Regions from separate parts of the Homo sapiens genome. Here region 2 is linked to region 1. Evidence: chromatin loops called from intact Hi-C (ENCODE). Cell type or tissue: Panc1. All regions are shown on one strand.

Region 1 (8,000 bases):
TTTTATTATCACGATTATTCTTTTCTTTTTTCTTTTTACCAATGAGAAAATAAAGAGGCACAGAGGTCGGGAGCAGAGGAGGGTGGTAAAACACAGGTAGTGTCAGAATTGATGGCCACACAGCCTGTGGGGGTGCAGAGGAAAGAGGGGGAACAGTCTGTTGGTGGGAAGAAGCTGAAGGGGTGTGGAGAATCCCCGGTCAATGATCCACTTTCTTACAATGTGCTGTGGCTTGAATGTATCATAAGCCAACTTAATTGTAGTGAAACCTGGAGCTGCCCCGGGGCTACTAAGCTACAAGAAAGTAAACCTAATGCCAGTTACCTCCTTATCGTTATCTGGGAAGCTGGTAGTGAAACCAGAGTCCAGGATATCAGAGCCAAAAGGTGGAAAGTGAATAATTCCTACTGATACCATTTCAGCACCTGGATCTAGCTATACCTGAGGCCATCACTGGACTTTGTTATATTGGCCAGTATCATTCTCTGTTGTACATAACCCTGTTAGAGACACATTTCCATAAATCTTAGTAGCAAGATTCCTGAAAACAGATACCCATAGCTTTTTATAGCACAAATATTCAACTTTTCTATCCATAGGACCACAATATATCTGGAAAACGAGGGTTGACATGAGAGATTTTCCCAAGGTGACACAGCTAGTGAACACTGAGGCTGAGATTAAAGACTTGAAATTAAAATCCTGACCTCCCCACTCCTGGTTAGGACAAAACAAGTTGACATTTTATGTAATTGTTCAGCACACTGAGTTTTATAAAATTCTATTTTAGATAATACTTCAGATCATGTTTCATAACCACAGCTTCACAAGAAACTGAAGGATAGTTTCTATTTGTGGTACCTGTTGAAATACTTTTGGGGAATAAAAGGATGAGAAAAAGAATTTAAAAAGGAAACAAGCATTTATTGAATACTCCTTATTGTCTAGCACTGTGAAGGCATTTTGGCCTGGATTATCTCATTTATTCCTCAAAATAAGTCTTAGAAGTGATTATCCTCATTTCCACTGTGTGGATAAAAAAAAAATTGAGTCCAAACTCAGCCATCTGCCTTCATCTCCATACTTCTAACAGTGGCAGTATTGGGCCTTTCTATACACAGTCAACTGGGAGAGAGGGTCTCTGTCTTCAAGGGGCTTATGCTCCTTCTGTGGGATTTGTTGCAGGAAAACCATCCATACTTGAGATGAAGCCTCGCACCTTCACCTCTGAGCTGTGACCTTGGACAAGTTGCTTTATTTCTCTGAACCCCATTTCCTATCTGTAAATTCAGGATAATACAATGTGACCTGCAGGAATGTTGTGAGAATTGTTAACTAAGTATGTGTGTGAAACAGAGGATACTAGAGGCTGGAAAGGCTGGGTGGAAGGGAGGGAAGGGTGAGAAGAGATTTGCAAAAGGATACAAAATTGCAGCTAGATAGGAAGAATAAGTTCTAGTGTTCTGTAGCACTGTAGGATAACTATAGTTGACAATAATATATTGTTTCAAATAGCTAAAAGGAGGGTATTGAATGTTCCCAACACAAAGAAATGATAAATGTTGGGAGTTGATGGAAATGCTAATTACCTTGATCTGATCAGTATACATTATATGTATCAAAACAACATCATATACCCTTTGGATATGTACAATTATTTGTCAGCTAAAAAACTAAATTAAAATAAAATATAAAAATACATGTGTGACATACAGAAGGATTTCAGCACCAAATTTAATGGATGACTTTATATGTTTTTTTTAATCACCTTCAGAGAGGTATCATCTCTGATTAATCCCTCCCTGCTTTTCAGCACACTTCTCTTGGTTCTGAGATGCTGAATTTTTTGACTGTTCTCCTCCAACTCTCTGGCTTCCTCTTTGCCACCTCTGCCCTCTCTCCTTGGCCTCTCTGAGGTGGATGTACCCAGGGCACAGTCCTGGGCTTTCTTATCTCTGAACATTGTTCCAAGGTGGTCCTATTTATATGTGTGGTTTCAAATATCATCTACTCACTGAAGGCATCCAAATCTATGTCCCCTGCACTCACCAGTCCCCTGACCGCCAGAATCATAACTCTGCCTGCCTAATCAACATCACCAGTAGGGTGTGTAGAAGGCATCTCAAATCTACCGTGCTCCGAAACAACCCCAACTCAGTTTTGTCCTCTCCAGGTCAGAATGGCACCTCCATCCACTCAGTTGCTTTTATTAAATTCTCCCAAATCCATTCTTAATATCTTTATATCATTCAAACCTGTATGCCCTTCATCCAATTTCTAAAGGGGGCTTGGTTCCTTTCCCTAAACCATTACATCTGTGCACTTTTCTCCATAAATGTTGGTGTCATCCTAGGCTAACCTTCCATCATCTCTCGCCTGGATGACCTTAAGAGCCTCCTAATTGGTCTCCTTGCTTCTATTCTTGTTGCTCAATAATCCATTCTTGACACAGCAGAGAGAATAATTTCTTTCTTTCTTTCTTTCTTTTTTGAGACAGAGTCTCGCTGTCTCCCAGCTGGAGTGCGGTGGTACGATCTCGGCTCACTTCAAGCTCCGCCTCCCAGGTTCATGCCATTCTCCTGCCTCAGCCTCCCGAGTAGCTGGGACCACAGAATAATTTCTAAAAATACAACTCAGATCATGCTACCCCATGCTTAGCATCTTTTAACAGGTGCGCATTACACACAATATAAGCCCAAATTTCTCAGCATGATCTACAAAGCCATACATTCCTCTCTACCCACGCTGTAACCACACTGGCTTTCTTTCTATTCCATAACTCACTGAGCACACTCCCTTCTTATGGCTTCTAACGTTTAATTTTATTAATCATTTCTTCTTTTTAGGGTATTCCTCATGGCTGGTCCCTTCTTTTTATTCTGATCTTGGCTCAAATTTTACCTCCCCAGGTAAAACTTTACCTACTCTGATAACTAAAGAAAACTTCCATCAATATCCTTGCTTTATTATCTTCATATCCTTATAGCCTTCTAAAAGCATCTTCTTTATTCATATATTTTCCTCATATTATCTGTATTCTACTAAAATGTAAGCTCCATGAAGACAGAGAACTTAGCTGTCTTGTTATCACTGTATCTATAGCACTGAAGTATTACCCAGTGCATGTTAATTATTCAATAAATATTTATAAGATTAATTAGGTGCTTAACTAATACATAGAATATACAATTAACTTATATGGCATAGAAGCACATATAATCACTAACAATACCAAAAATAATTCATGCTATTTTTTTGTGCCTAATCAACAATCCATCAAAATCCCTATATTTCAGTGACATTAGAACAAACAAGTTTCTCAGAGTTCATAGAATTGCCCACCTTTCAGTGAACTCAGGAATACTATTTTATTTGAGAGTTACCCAAGGCAATTCTTGTCTTGAGCTGATGTCAAATGCAGTAAAAACTCACAGGTGATTTTTAATTGAATTGAATTCATTGCATATTTCCTGAACACTTATCATGTATCAGCTGCAGTGCTAGACCTTGCAGACAGAGGTTAATAATAAGTGGTATTTGGGGGTGAGTTTATATTTTGTTTTACATATGTGTGCAGCAACAATCAAGGCTGAGATGAAGGTGGAATTCAGTCCTGCCTCTTCATGTCTGCTGGAGTGATACGGCAAGGTCCACAGATGCCTTAATCATAGGTAGAAAGGAGGTCTCTGAGTAGAAAGAATTGAAATGCTCAGATAAGCTGACAAGCTCTACTGCCTTGACACCCCTCCAACATCTTGCTTCTAAAAGTGGGGTCTGCAGGCAAGCAGCATTGGCCTCAGCTAGTGGTGCAGAACCTCAGGTGCTACCCCAGGCCTGATGAATCAGAATATCCAATCAAGCAAAACCCCCAGGTAATCTGTGTTCATATTAAAGTTTGGGTAGTACTTCATTAACAACGTCACATAAATGGGCTCAAGGCATTCTCTCCTCTGGTGCCCCGATCGGGTCTCACTTCCCTACAGACCACTGGGCAAGCAAGGACTGTGGTGGTGTTCTGGGAGCACCACCCAGGTGGGGATCCCTGGCTGGGAGTACACTTGTTCATGGGTCATCAGCCCTGAGGATTCCCAGCCATATCTGAACAGCCCTGGGCAGGAAGTGTGAGATGGGACAAGAGGGAGTGGTGTTCAGCTTATTATGGTAGCTAAGGAGACGCCTAAGGGAACTCGAGTGACCTACGTGAAGTGTCAAGGATAGATTTTGACAGTTCCATTTATTTATTCAATAACGGCTTATGGAACATCTGCTATACACCAATAGAGGGAGGCAGAGAGCATGGTGAATGCAACATTGCATAATGGTGTTGGGAAAAGTGTCCCGATTTCAAGGAAGCTGACAGCCAGTCTCTGTCATTTCCTAGCTAGGTAACTTTGAGTAAATTACTCAACCTCTTTAGATTTTATTTTCCTACAGTGCAAAATCAGGGTAACAATAGTTGCTGTCTTTTAAAATGGTTGCATAACTGAATGAAACAATGCATACAAATTGCAAAGCTCAGTGCCTGAGCCACATTATAAAAGATCAATAAATGTTAGCGGCTGCTGTCACCACTACTACAAACCCTGGATGCTAGATGCTAGGGCAGTGGTTCTCAACCTTGGCTGAGTGAATGTCAAAGTTACCTGGGGAACGCAGTACACTGTTGGTAGGAATGTAAATTAGTGCAACTGCTATGGAAAATAGTGTGGAGGTTCCTCAAAAAACTAGAAATAGATATATGATTTGATCCAGGAATCCCATTGCTGGGTCAATATCCAAAAGGAAGGAAATCAGCATATCAAAGTGATATCCACACTCTGATGTTTATTACAGCACTATTCACAGTAACCAAGGTATGGAATCAACCTAAGTGTCCATCAATGGATGAATGGATGAAGAAAATATAACATATGTATGGAATGGAATACGACTCAGCCATTGAAAGAATGCAACCCTGTCATCTGCAGCAATATGGATGAAACCAGAGGTCATTATGTTGAGTGAAATAAGCCAGGCCCAGAGAGACGAATAGCATATGTTCTCACTTATACATGGGAGCTTAAAAGGTTGATCTCATGGAGGTAGAGAGTAGAATTATGGTTACCAAAGACTAGGAAGTAAACAAGACAGGAGGGATGAAGAGAAATTGGTTAATGGGTACAAAAATAAAGTTAGATAGAAGACATAAGTTCTGATGTTTGATAGCACAGCAGGATGACTATAGTAAATAATTTATTGTATATTTCAAAATAGCTAGAAGATTTGGAATGTTCCCAGCAGAAAGAAATGATAAATGTTTGAAGTGATGGAATTCCTAATTACCCTATTTTGATCATAACACATTGCATGCAGGTATCAAAATATCACAAGTACTCCATAAATATATACAACTATTATATATCAATAAAAAATGGAGAGGAAAACAACTGAAGTTATTTGGGAGCTTTTAAAATTTGCTGATTCTTAGCCACATCCCAGGCCAACTAAATCATAATATTTGGGGATAAAAGCCAGACATCAGTATTTTTTAAAGCTCCTCAGTTGATTCTGTAACCAAGTTCGAATCCAGCTGCTCACTGCTCAAAAGCCAAAATGTGAGAAGTGAGGTGCAGTGAAAGGAAAGCAGCTTTATTCAAACACTAGCACTTGGGAGATGGTTGGACTCAAGCCCCAAATAAAACATCTCAATATTTTAGGCAAGGGAGTGGATTTAAGAAGGGAAAATCTACATGGAAAGCATGCAGGTGTGGTGCAGTCTTGTGTGTCTTGTTCCGACGGCCATCTTGCATTATTGTCCACCTGGAGTGAGGCCTGGTGCCATCTTGACAATGCTTGGGTTGTAATAATAGATTAATCACTTTGAGGTAATCTCTAAATGGGGAGAATTCCACTGCTGGGTCTTCCCGTCTGGTTTAAGATTAGCCCCTGGAATTTCTAAGCAAGCACATCATTAGATAAGCAAGCACTGTGAAAGAGAGTGCCTGGTGGGAAAACAAAGAAAGAGTTTCAAAATACATTTCAAGGCTTAGACAAGAAGAGACAGAAAAAAAAGTTCTTTACAATGCATTTTAAAGCCAAGCCACTCAGATACAATTCCAAGGTGTAGCCAAAGTATACCTTGTACCATGGAATCTAAGATGATTTTAGGAAAGTTCACCTTCTCTCTGGGGTGCTCACAGTCTTCCAGAGAAGATCAATATGCAAAGAGATAATGATAATTCTATGTTCCAAATATGTGCAAGGAGATATGAAAAAATGACAGCAGGACTGCTCAGTCTAAAAGCCATGTCAGGTAGCAGGAAAAAAGTACCTCACACTATTTTTCTTGTTTTTTATGTAAAAGAAAGTGACTGCCCATGCATGACACATAGTCTGTGGGAAAAAAAAAAAGGTGATTCTCACAGCAAAATGTAAGTAGGTCATTGCAACCCAGACTGACTCCAGCCACTGGCAGTTCTAAAGAGGTCCTGGTTGTTCATTAACCTCTGGGTATCTCAGCTTACTCCTTTGTGAGATAAGTGGGTAACGGTGATGCTCTCTAAGGACCTGCCAGAGGGTGAAGAGCAGAGCCACCATTACCTGCCCCAAAGAGGTGTTAAAAGATTCAGTTAGATGCAGAAACCTGGAGATGGTCTGCAGTCCAGGAGAGGTACATGAGATAGGTATGATCCCTTGCTCATCAGCAGTGTGGCGCACCAGCAATCTGTGATTCCTCTAATTGCTTTTGGTCAAAGAGTCTTGATAAGTCAATCCCCCAATTCAGAGTTCACACCAAGAACAAAGAAACCAGATAAAACTGGTTCGACAGCCGGGTGCGGTGGCTCAAGCCTGTAATCCCAGCCCTTTGGGAGGCCGAGGCAGGTGGATCACAAGGCCTAGAGTTGGAGACCATCCTGGCCAACATGGTGAAACCCCATCTCTACTAAAAATAGAGGTGCGTGCCTGCAGTGCCAGCTACTCAGGAGACTGAGGCAGGAGAATCGTTTGAACCTGGGAGGCACAGGTTGCCGTGAGCTGATGTTGTGCCACTGTACTCCAGCCTGGTGACAGAGTGAGACTCCGTCTCCAAAAAAAAAAAAATGGTTTGACTGGTTGAACTGTGTCCATTCCAAAAGATATGTCCCAGTCCTAAACCTCCGTACCTGTGAATGAGACCTTCTTTGGAAATAGGGTCTTCGTGGATGTAATTAAGTTAAAATGAGATCATACTGGATTAGGATGGGCTCTAAATCCAATGACCTGTGCCCTTATAAGGAGAGAGAGATACAGAGAAAGAGAAGAAGGCCATGCGATGACCGAGGCAGGAATTGGGGCCATGGAGTTACAAGCCCAGGGACACCCACTATTGCTATACCAGACACCAGAAAGAGGCAAGAAAGGATCTTCCCCTAGAGTCTCTCGGGAGAGGACGGTTCTGCTAATACCTTGATTTCTGGACTTACGGCCTCCAAAACTGTGAGATCACATATTTCCATTTTAAACCATGCAGTTTGTGGTAATCTGTTACTGCAGCTCTGGGAGACTAATACGACTGGTGATCTGTCCTTTCTCAAATAAGAATGGGCAATTACTTAGAGCCATTAGCTCTGATTTGAGAGCAGCCAAACAGACAAATCACTATACACCAGGGATTGAATCTGGGTGCCCTGACTCTCACTAGCCAAAGTCCCAGAGGTCTAAAGCTTCATGAGTGCTTTGCAAAGAGTTCACAGCTTTTATTTTGCTCAAGGCAAAGAAAAATCTGACTTAGGTAGACTTTGTTGAAATCAATTGGATTTTAAAAGATTTAAGTGAAGATTTCCAATTGTGTTGGATCTATCTGGTTGCATGGGCACCAGTACCAGGACCCTGCCCCACAAACATAATTCTTATTAAAATATAGAAGGGGAATGGTTCGGGTCAAAGAACTTTAGATTTTTTTAGCTTCCTGAGAGCTGACCATATTTGGTTTCAAGCCAGACTCATCCAACATTGCAATACTGTCTTTTTAGTTTCTTCCC
Region 2 (8,000 bases), 370 kb after region 1:
TGTGAATTCTGTTTGAATTCCTGCTTTCTACTCCCTAGTACTGTGCCCTCAGGCACATAGATGAACATCTCAGTTCCTTTCTCCTTTCTGATAAGGGTAGAGAACAGCAAGGCCTACCTGGTTCTTTCCTTATTTTATTATTATCAAGCTGTTCATTTCAGCACATATATCTAGCTTTTACTTTGTACACTAATACAAGAAGAATCCTCACCTAGGTGAGTTTCCACAGCCTTATTTTTCTTAGTCCTCCAGAGTTTTCAAGAGAACCTTATTCCACAGACAGGAAAAATAACTAATGGGTACTAGGCTTAATACCTGGGCGCTGAAATAATCTTTACTACAAACCCTTGGGATATCAGTTTACCTGTATAACAAACTTGCACATGAACCCTCGAACTTAATATAAAAGTTTTAAAAGGATAACATTTGGAACCTGGAGAGCATTAGCAATAGTACCTACCTGTAAAAATGTTGTAAAATTAAATAAGATCATGTATAGGAACTGTTTAATATACTTCATAGTACTTTATAGGTACTTCATAGGTTCATAAATGCTTCCCACCGTTATTATTGCACTGTGAATACTATGGATTTGCAGCATTAACAAGTGATGACTAGGACTCAGCTCAGAGAGGAGGAGAGGAGAGGCTACTGAAGGTTCATGCCTCCACCCCCAGGTACGTGCTGAAAAAGGAATATCTCCCCTTGCTCCTCCAGAATTCTTACCTTGTCTCTCCAGGGAGGCCATGTATTTATACTGCACTGGTCTCTTCACCAGGACTGCTATGCTGCACAACTCCAGGGGGCAGCAATCATATTATATCCTGTGAGCATAGTCCTCCACCCCACCCTTCACCTGAAGTTGTGGAACATGGTGTCCCCATGTGCTAAACGTTCAGGCTTGCTGGGTTATTCCTGTAACATTTGTTCTATATCCCAGTCCAACTTTTCATGGTGACATCCAAAGTTCCCAGCCACCAATGCCAGACTCTTCTTTAGCATCAGTAACCCCACAAACAACTGGGAAGAATACTTATCTACCTTCCCCACTCTTTCTTATTTATGAATCAGTTTGAAATTACACGGTAATAGTTGTGCCTGCATTTTGAAGATGGCTCTTATCAGTAATTACAGATGTATGTTAAACTAAGTTTTTAATGCTAAGATTATCTTCCCAGGTGTTTACATTAGAAAGAATTCTAGATTTGGAGATAAGTGGAGACAAGTTCACCCCTGAATATTTAGTAAGGTGCTAAGGTACCTGTGGGATTGCCTGAGTTGTGACTCTTAAGACATTGCAAGTAAAAAGTTACAACTGACATCAGCATCCAACCATTCTTCTGTAAGTAGCAATATTCTATTTCCTTTTGCCTTGGTGGGTCCATCAGTCTACGTGTCTACTCTCCCAGGGCCAAGGCGGGACCCAAATCAACCACTCATTCTCCAAACATTTCCAACACAGGAGGAAAAACACAAGGTCAGGGCCGATTCACTGACTGCTGTGTGCTGAAGTAACTGCCTGTCAGATCCTCCTTCATGGATCCCTAGAGAGGCTCTCCTTATTCATTGCAGATGCACGCTTTTTGCAGAGCACCCTTGAAACATGCTAATTAATTATTTTTTTTTAATCTAAGTTACCCAGTGTTGGTTTCATCTACCTGCTGCCCTACTGCAGAATCAGAAAGTGGGAATCTGCTTTGTGGCGGGATGACGTTCACCAAGCATCGTTCAGGGCTGGTTCACCATGATGCCTGTCCAAACCCCTGAGCACCTAGTGTCTGTACCACACATGTAAGTACTTAATCACATGCTACACCAAGCTGCTCATAGTTTCACCCTATAACTCTTGTCTCTGCAGACAGACAAAAGCTTTTCTGGAGGCTGGAGACCATAGCATAGATAAGAGGTCCTCAAAACTAATGGATCATGAGCAGCTGTGAGGTGTGATGCACTAATTAGTTAGGATCCCAGTCCAATCAGTGATACTTGGAAATGATTTTGGCTTTTTTTGTAAGCTACAGCACATTCAAGGTCATTTCTATAATAACATCATTCTTACTCATTTACAATCTGAAATGTTTTCTTGAGTGGGAGCGAAATGGAAAAAGTTTTTAATGTGTTATGCTTTGTCTTACATATTCTTTAATCCTGTACAGAACAGAGCACAGATTCAATGTTGAATTGAACTGATTATGTGACATCCTGCAAACAATAAAAGCATCACTTTTAAAGAACTTAAAGTTCCTTCTCACACCTTTTATACCTGATCTCCAGCCCCTCAAAGGGTTGTATTAATGCATTTAACCCTCATATGCTAAATTTCATTTCTAATTATAGGATAACCACAGGAAAAATGGTTATCCAGACCAGCCCTTTAACTCAAGAATCACAAATGCAACATCTAGCATGGAGAAGCAGGTAAAGAAAATAATGTAAACCTTGTTCAATCGATTCTAAAAGGGTGGCCATGTGGGACAGGCAGAACAATGGCCCCCAAAGGTGTCCATGTCCTAATCCCTGGAACCTGTGAATATGTTACCTTACATGGCAAAAGGGACTTTGCAGATGTGATTAAGGTAAAGATCTTGAGATGGGGAGAAAGGACATTTGAAAGTAGAGTCTGAGAAAGATATTTGAAGATGCCCTGGTGCTGCCTTGGAAGATGAGGAAGGGGCCTTGAGCCAAGGAAATCAGGCAAGGAAAAAGCAGCTTCTTCCCCTAGAGCCTCCAGAAAGAGTTCAGCCCTACTAACACCTTGATTTTAGCTCCATGAGACCCATTTCAGCTTTCTGACCTGCAGAACTGTAGGATAATAAATTTGTATTATTTTAAGCCAGTAAGTTTGCGGTAATTTATTTCAGCAATAGGCAACTAATACACCATGTATCAACTGCAAACAATTGTTGCAGTTCTAGAAAGCTGGCCCAATTTACCAGTTCTTGGGTGGGAGGCGGTAGAGGAGCAGAAAAGATAACTTTTGAGTACTGAGATTAATACCTGGGAGAGGAAATAATCTGTACAACAAACCCCAGTGACACGTGTTTACCTATGTAACAAACCTTCGCATGTACCCCCAAACCTAAAATAAAAGTTTCAAAAATCTGGATTTTAAAAAGAGATCCATCCCTAGATATTTTCGTGAATACTCATTGGATTTTTACAGCCTCTGAGGTCCAGGGTGTATCTATGGGCTGGATTCAGCCCATAGGCTGCCCTTTTTCCTCTGTTCCTCTCCCACGAAAGCCTTCCCCTTGCTTTATCCTGAAGAATGGCCATCCAGCCTTAAGCATCCACATGATGGCAGCTGACTGCCTTCCTAATCATCATCCCAATAAGTGAGAGCTTTAATATTTCAAAGGGTCTGCTCTCAAGCACAGCTAATTTCTCTCTCCCTTATAGCTTTTGCCCACAGGTCCTACTCTTCCCTGCGGGACAGTAACTAGTGGCTCTTGTTTCTCCTCCACAGGACAGCCCTTCGTATGTTTGAAGACTGCTCTCTCATGCCCTCTGCCTTTCTTCCTGAGACCTTCCTGGAATCATAGCTCTTCTCTCTGTGCTCATTCTGTCTGACCCTTCTAAAACGCAAAGATTGGTACCAACCAGCATCCTCCTGGGTCAGGAGCAAGGACAGCGAAACCATGACCACTGAAGTGTTTCTTTTTAACTACAAATCATCTAAACTCTCCTTAAAATTATTCAATCTTTTTCCAGGCAAAGAGATTTTCTTTGGTGAAGAGAAAAATTGCTTAAAGTGGTTTGACCCACACCTCTCTCTCTGGCCTCCTTCCTCTTCCTAGAAATCCAGCTATTGATTCAGCTTCTACTCATGCCTGTAATCTCTTGCTCAAGCGTCACTTCCTCAACGAAGCCGTCTCAGACCAGCTACCAGTCTGGGTCAAGCTCCTCTGTTGAATGATATTTTCCTTTAGAACATTCAGCTCTGTCTGTAATTACACACAGTTACTGTGACTTCGTTATTTGATGCCTGTGTCCCCGTCTAGATTGATAAGCTCTGTGAGAGCAGAGTGCAAGCCTGTATAGCCTAGCCCAGCTAATAAATGGGTAGGTGGTGAGTTGTGAGTGAATGTGTAGGGGAGTCTGACTTGTCAATATTCTGCTTTATTATCAGAACAAATGAAAACTCCAGTTTTTGGTCATTTTCATATGGCTGGATACCTTCCCCTTCTCAACCTGGCACTTGTAGAATAAATTTTATAACCTAAATGCAAGACCAGTATGTATGTCTCTTAAAGGATACCTTGACAACTTTACCCTGCATTCTAGTTTAGTAAACCATATTTGAAGCTTGATTTCATTGGCCACTATATGTTCTTTTCTCCTGGCCTTATAAATGTACACATTTCTTAGAAAACTCGGGTCTTCATTCATTCTACAAACATGTCTTGAGTGGCTACTATGAGCCAGGCTCAGAGGGTAGCTGAAGATAAATAGGTAAACAAAGCATGAGCCCCACCCTTAGATTACTCAGTCTAGCAGGACAGACAGAGGCATAAATGGACCACTCTGAAACCAAGTGTTGAATGCCATTATAAAGAAAGTTGGGTTCTGTGGTGTAAGTAGGAGTTAACGAGATGAGGATGGCACAGGAGTCCCAGACAAAGGGAAACTCATTACCAAGAAATGAGGGTGTCTCAAGAAGTGACAACCGTTTTAAGTCATTTAAACATAGGTCAGAGTGGAGAGAGACAAGCCTAGAAGGCCATGAACAAAGAGACTTATGCAGTGAGTTAAGCAATATGGACTTTATCAACAAGTAATGGGTTATTAATAGGAACATGACATTTATATTTCAGAAAAAAAAATTTAGCATCTACAGGAGGATGAGTGAATAGAAAAGCAGGAGGACATTAGAAGGTTGTTATAATCATTTAAATAAGAAATAACTGGACAGGTGTGGTGGCTCATGCCTGTAATCCCAGCACTTTGGGAGGCCAAGGTGGGCAGATTACCTGAGATCAGGAGTTCGGGACCAGCCTGGCCAACATAGTGAAATCTCATCTCTACTAAAAGTACAAAAATTAGCTGGGCATGGTGGCACATGCCTATAATCCCAGCTACTCGGGAGGCTGAGGCAGAAGAATCACTTGAACCGGGAGGCGGAGGTCGCAGTGAGCTGAGATCGCACCACCGCACTCCAGCCTGGGCAACAGAGCAAGACTTCATCTCAAAAAAAAAAAAAAAAAAAGAAAAAAAAAAAGAAAAAGAAAGGAAAGGAAAAGAAAAAAAAGAAATAACTAGAATCTTACTAAGGGTAGGAGGAAAGAATAGAGAGGAAGAAAAAGACTTGAAAGATCCACAATGTCTATAAAACAGATCTAAGTACAGAGACCTGTGGCCTACCTTTGGAGACCTACTTCCAGGTGACTTATTTTAACTCAGTGACACAACAACTAGTTCACTCAGGCAAAATAATAACAAAAATATTTTTTTCAAAAAAAGACTCCCTGATTCCGAATGCGCTTTAAATTTCTGAACATACTTACATTTGGAAAATCATTTTGCAAGATAGGCAGTTTGCACTAGATTCATTTGCATGTATATAACATTGCAGTGTAAGCTTTCTTCTAAGCATTTTCACCTGCTTCATCACCCATTGGCTGCATTCCCCCAGCAAACATTTATTGGGAACATACTATTTACGAGGTGATGGCAACTGCAGGGGACAGGGAGGTGCAACAACTCAGCCCCTGCAATGAGGCAATTCACCATCAGTGTGGGAAATGGACAGCCACACAGAACCTCATTAAACCATGTGGTAGGGTAGCTGGGCATAGTGGCTCACACTGTAATCCCAGCTCTTTGGGAGGTCGAGGTGGGAGGATCACCTGAGGTCAGCCTGGCCAACATGATAAAACCCCGTCTCTACTAAAAATACAAAAATTGGTTGGGTGTGATGGCAAGTGCCTGTAATCTCAGCTACTCAGGAGGCTGAGACAGGAGAATTGCTTGAACCCAGGAGGTGGAGGTTGCAGTGAGCCAAGATCATGCCATTGCACTCCAGCCTGGGTGACAAGAGTGAAACTCCATCTCAAAAAAAAAAAAAAAAAAAAAAAAAGTGGTAGGCATGGCCTGAGCACGGGAAACCCAGGGTAATGTAAGAGGCGCAGAGAAGAGGCCCCCTAATTCAGCCTGCAATGGTGCAGTGGAGTGGGGGACAGTCAGGAAAGACACTTTGGATACCTGAGCGTTGTTTGGTTTCCCATGTAGCCTGTGGACTTCTCATGGTACATGTTTCATCTGTCACCCCATCCAACAATCAGCACACAGCTCAAACAAGATGGGGTCAGATCTCCACTTCATACACACTGGATTTCCACACATGCATGGGAAAGAAAAGAAGGACTATTGCCCCACAGATTCACTGCATCTAGTATTGCTAAGGGGCTGCAGCCTCTTGCCAACCACAGACCCATCTCAGTGGACAATGCAAAGGGTAGCATTAAATCATGAGCTTTGTGAGGGCAGGGAGCCCTGTGCCTCCTATCTGGCATAGCATCCCACACCTGGTGGGTGCCTAGTAATTGTCCATAGGATAAATGGATAACAACGGAGAGACGAAGAATTTATTGTAGTTGTGTTTTTGCAATAGTTTCTCTCCCCCACTGGGTGATTATTCATGCACTGCTTCTCCACATTAGGGCAAAGTGAGCTCACATCTCTCTTACCTGCTCTCTGGGCCTCCCGGCCTGGACTCGCACAAGGGCACCATCCCACTACCCCTCATACTTCCAATCAGTGCAGACCAGAGCCACCCCAACCCCACTATCATCACTCACATGAGCAGCAGGATGGAGCTGGCACAGAAGACAAGCCTCCTACACCTCCTCTGCCAAATCTTCAAATATCATCAGTCACACTGGAAAATGGCCCCAGGCCACTGCTGCTTAATGGGCCATGATGGATGAACACAGATCTAGAGAAATGATTGTTTACCAACTAAGGGATCAGAGCCTATGGGCCTCTTTCTGTCCTCTGAAGAGCATGCTGCTACTGGGGCAAATGAGTTTGAGTCCAGAGCCGACAATGAGCAGGTGATCAAGCCCCAAGTGAAATGGCCTACAAGCCCCTCATCTTCTGACCACAAAAACACCATAGGAACATAGAGACACTGCCATTTTTTTAAAAGGAACCTTATGAGGAATACAGACAAAGAAACAGATAATCATTACACATTAAGATAATCATTACACGATTAATAGATAATCATTACACGTTGTTAAGTGCTACAATGGCAGCATGATAGGGCACTTGATGAGTCTTGGTGGGGCGGCAGTCAGAGAAGACTACCTGGGGGCTGGGGATCATGAAAGAAGGCAGGAGGGGAAATCATTTCTGCACAGGTTACAGTAGACTGAGTGCATGTTCTAGAGCCAAACAGCCTTGGTTGCATCTTGGTTTGTTCGGCTTATTTCGAGCTATGTTAATTGCAAGTCACTACTCTCTGAGGGTCTCTAAGTGCTCTGAGAAATATGAACAGTAACAGTTCCCAGCTATTGTGAGTTGTTGTGGGGGTTGTACAAAAGAACAAGCATAACATAAGAAAAGCATAAGAATGAGCCTGAGACACTGTGAGTACTCAGTATACATTGGTCATCATAACCAGGACTGCAAGTACAGCAAGGCCAATGAAGCACTTCCTTTGGGTGCAACATTTAAGAGGGTGATAAATGACTCATCAGTCAAGATAAGTAATATTTTAATATGATATTTTTACAAATAAAAACCAATGCAAAAAAAATGATGCAAAACAAATCAAAATTTAAATAAAGACAAGATCCGACTGTACTTGCCCAACCTTAGTCTCAGCCCTGCTGGATCCTCTATTATTATGTTAATCATGGAATTCTTGGCATTAATTTCTATTCTCTAAAATATTGCACTGAAATGGTATTTACCTTGATAACTTAATTGTTTGGCACCCTTTTAAATTTTGCATCCAAGGAGGGATTCTTAATCTCTTCTTCCTTGTCCTGGCCCTG

Evidence for each region. Peaks named below come from ENCODE experiments on the same cell type or tissue, not always from the same donor. Only the 100,000 strongest peaks of a DNase experiment are listed, where the experiment ranks them.
Region 2: a loop joins it to region 1, with 2.9 times the contacts of the local background. A loop is called at or near these places in 2 of 110 quality-filtered maps.

Annotation. Positions count from the first base shown.
Region 1 is chr16:9,644,008-9,652,007 of GRCh38, forward strand. No RefSeq gene overlaps it. Among named protein-coding and RNA genes, the nearest start is that of LINC01195, 190 kb to the left of the region's middle. In Panc1, CTCF peaks have their summits at 2,100, 4,278 (motif pointing right) and 4,505; a DNase peak (open chromatin) is centred at 4,284; H3K27ac peaks cover 271 bases.
Region 2 is chr16:10,010,066-10,018,065 of GRCh38, forward strand. The region is part of intron 2 of GRIN2A (glutamate ionotropic receptor NMDA type subunit 2A); the gene reads right to left. Among named protein-coding and RNA genes, the nearest start is that of GRIN2A, 170 kb to the right of the region's middle. In Panc1, CTCF peaks have their summits at 864 and 3,490; no DNase peak of the experiment used is centred here.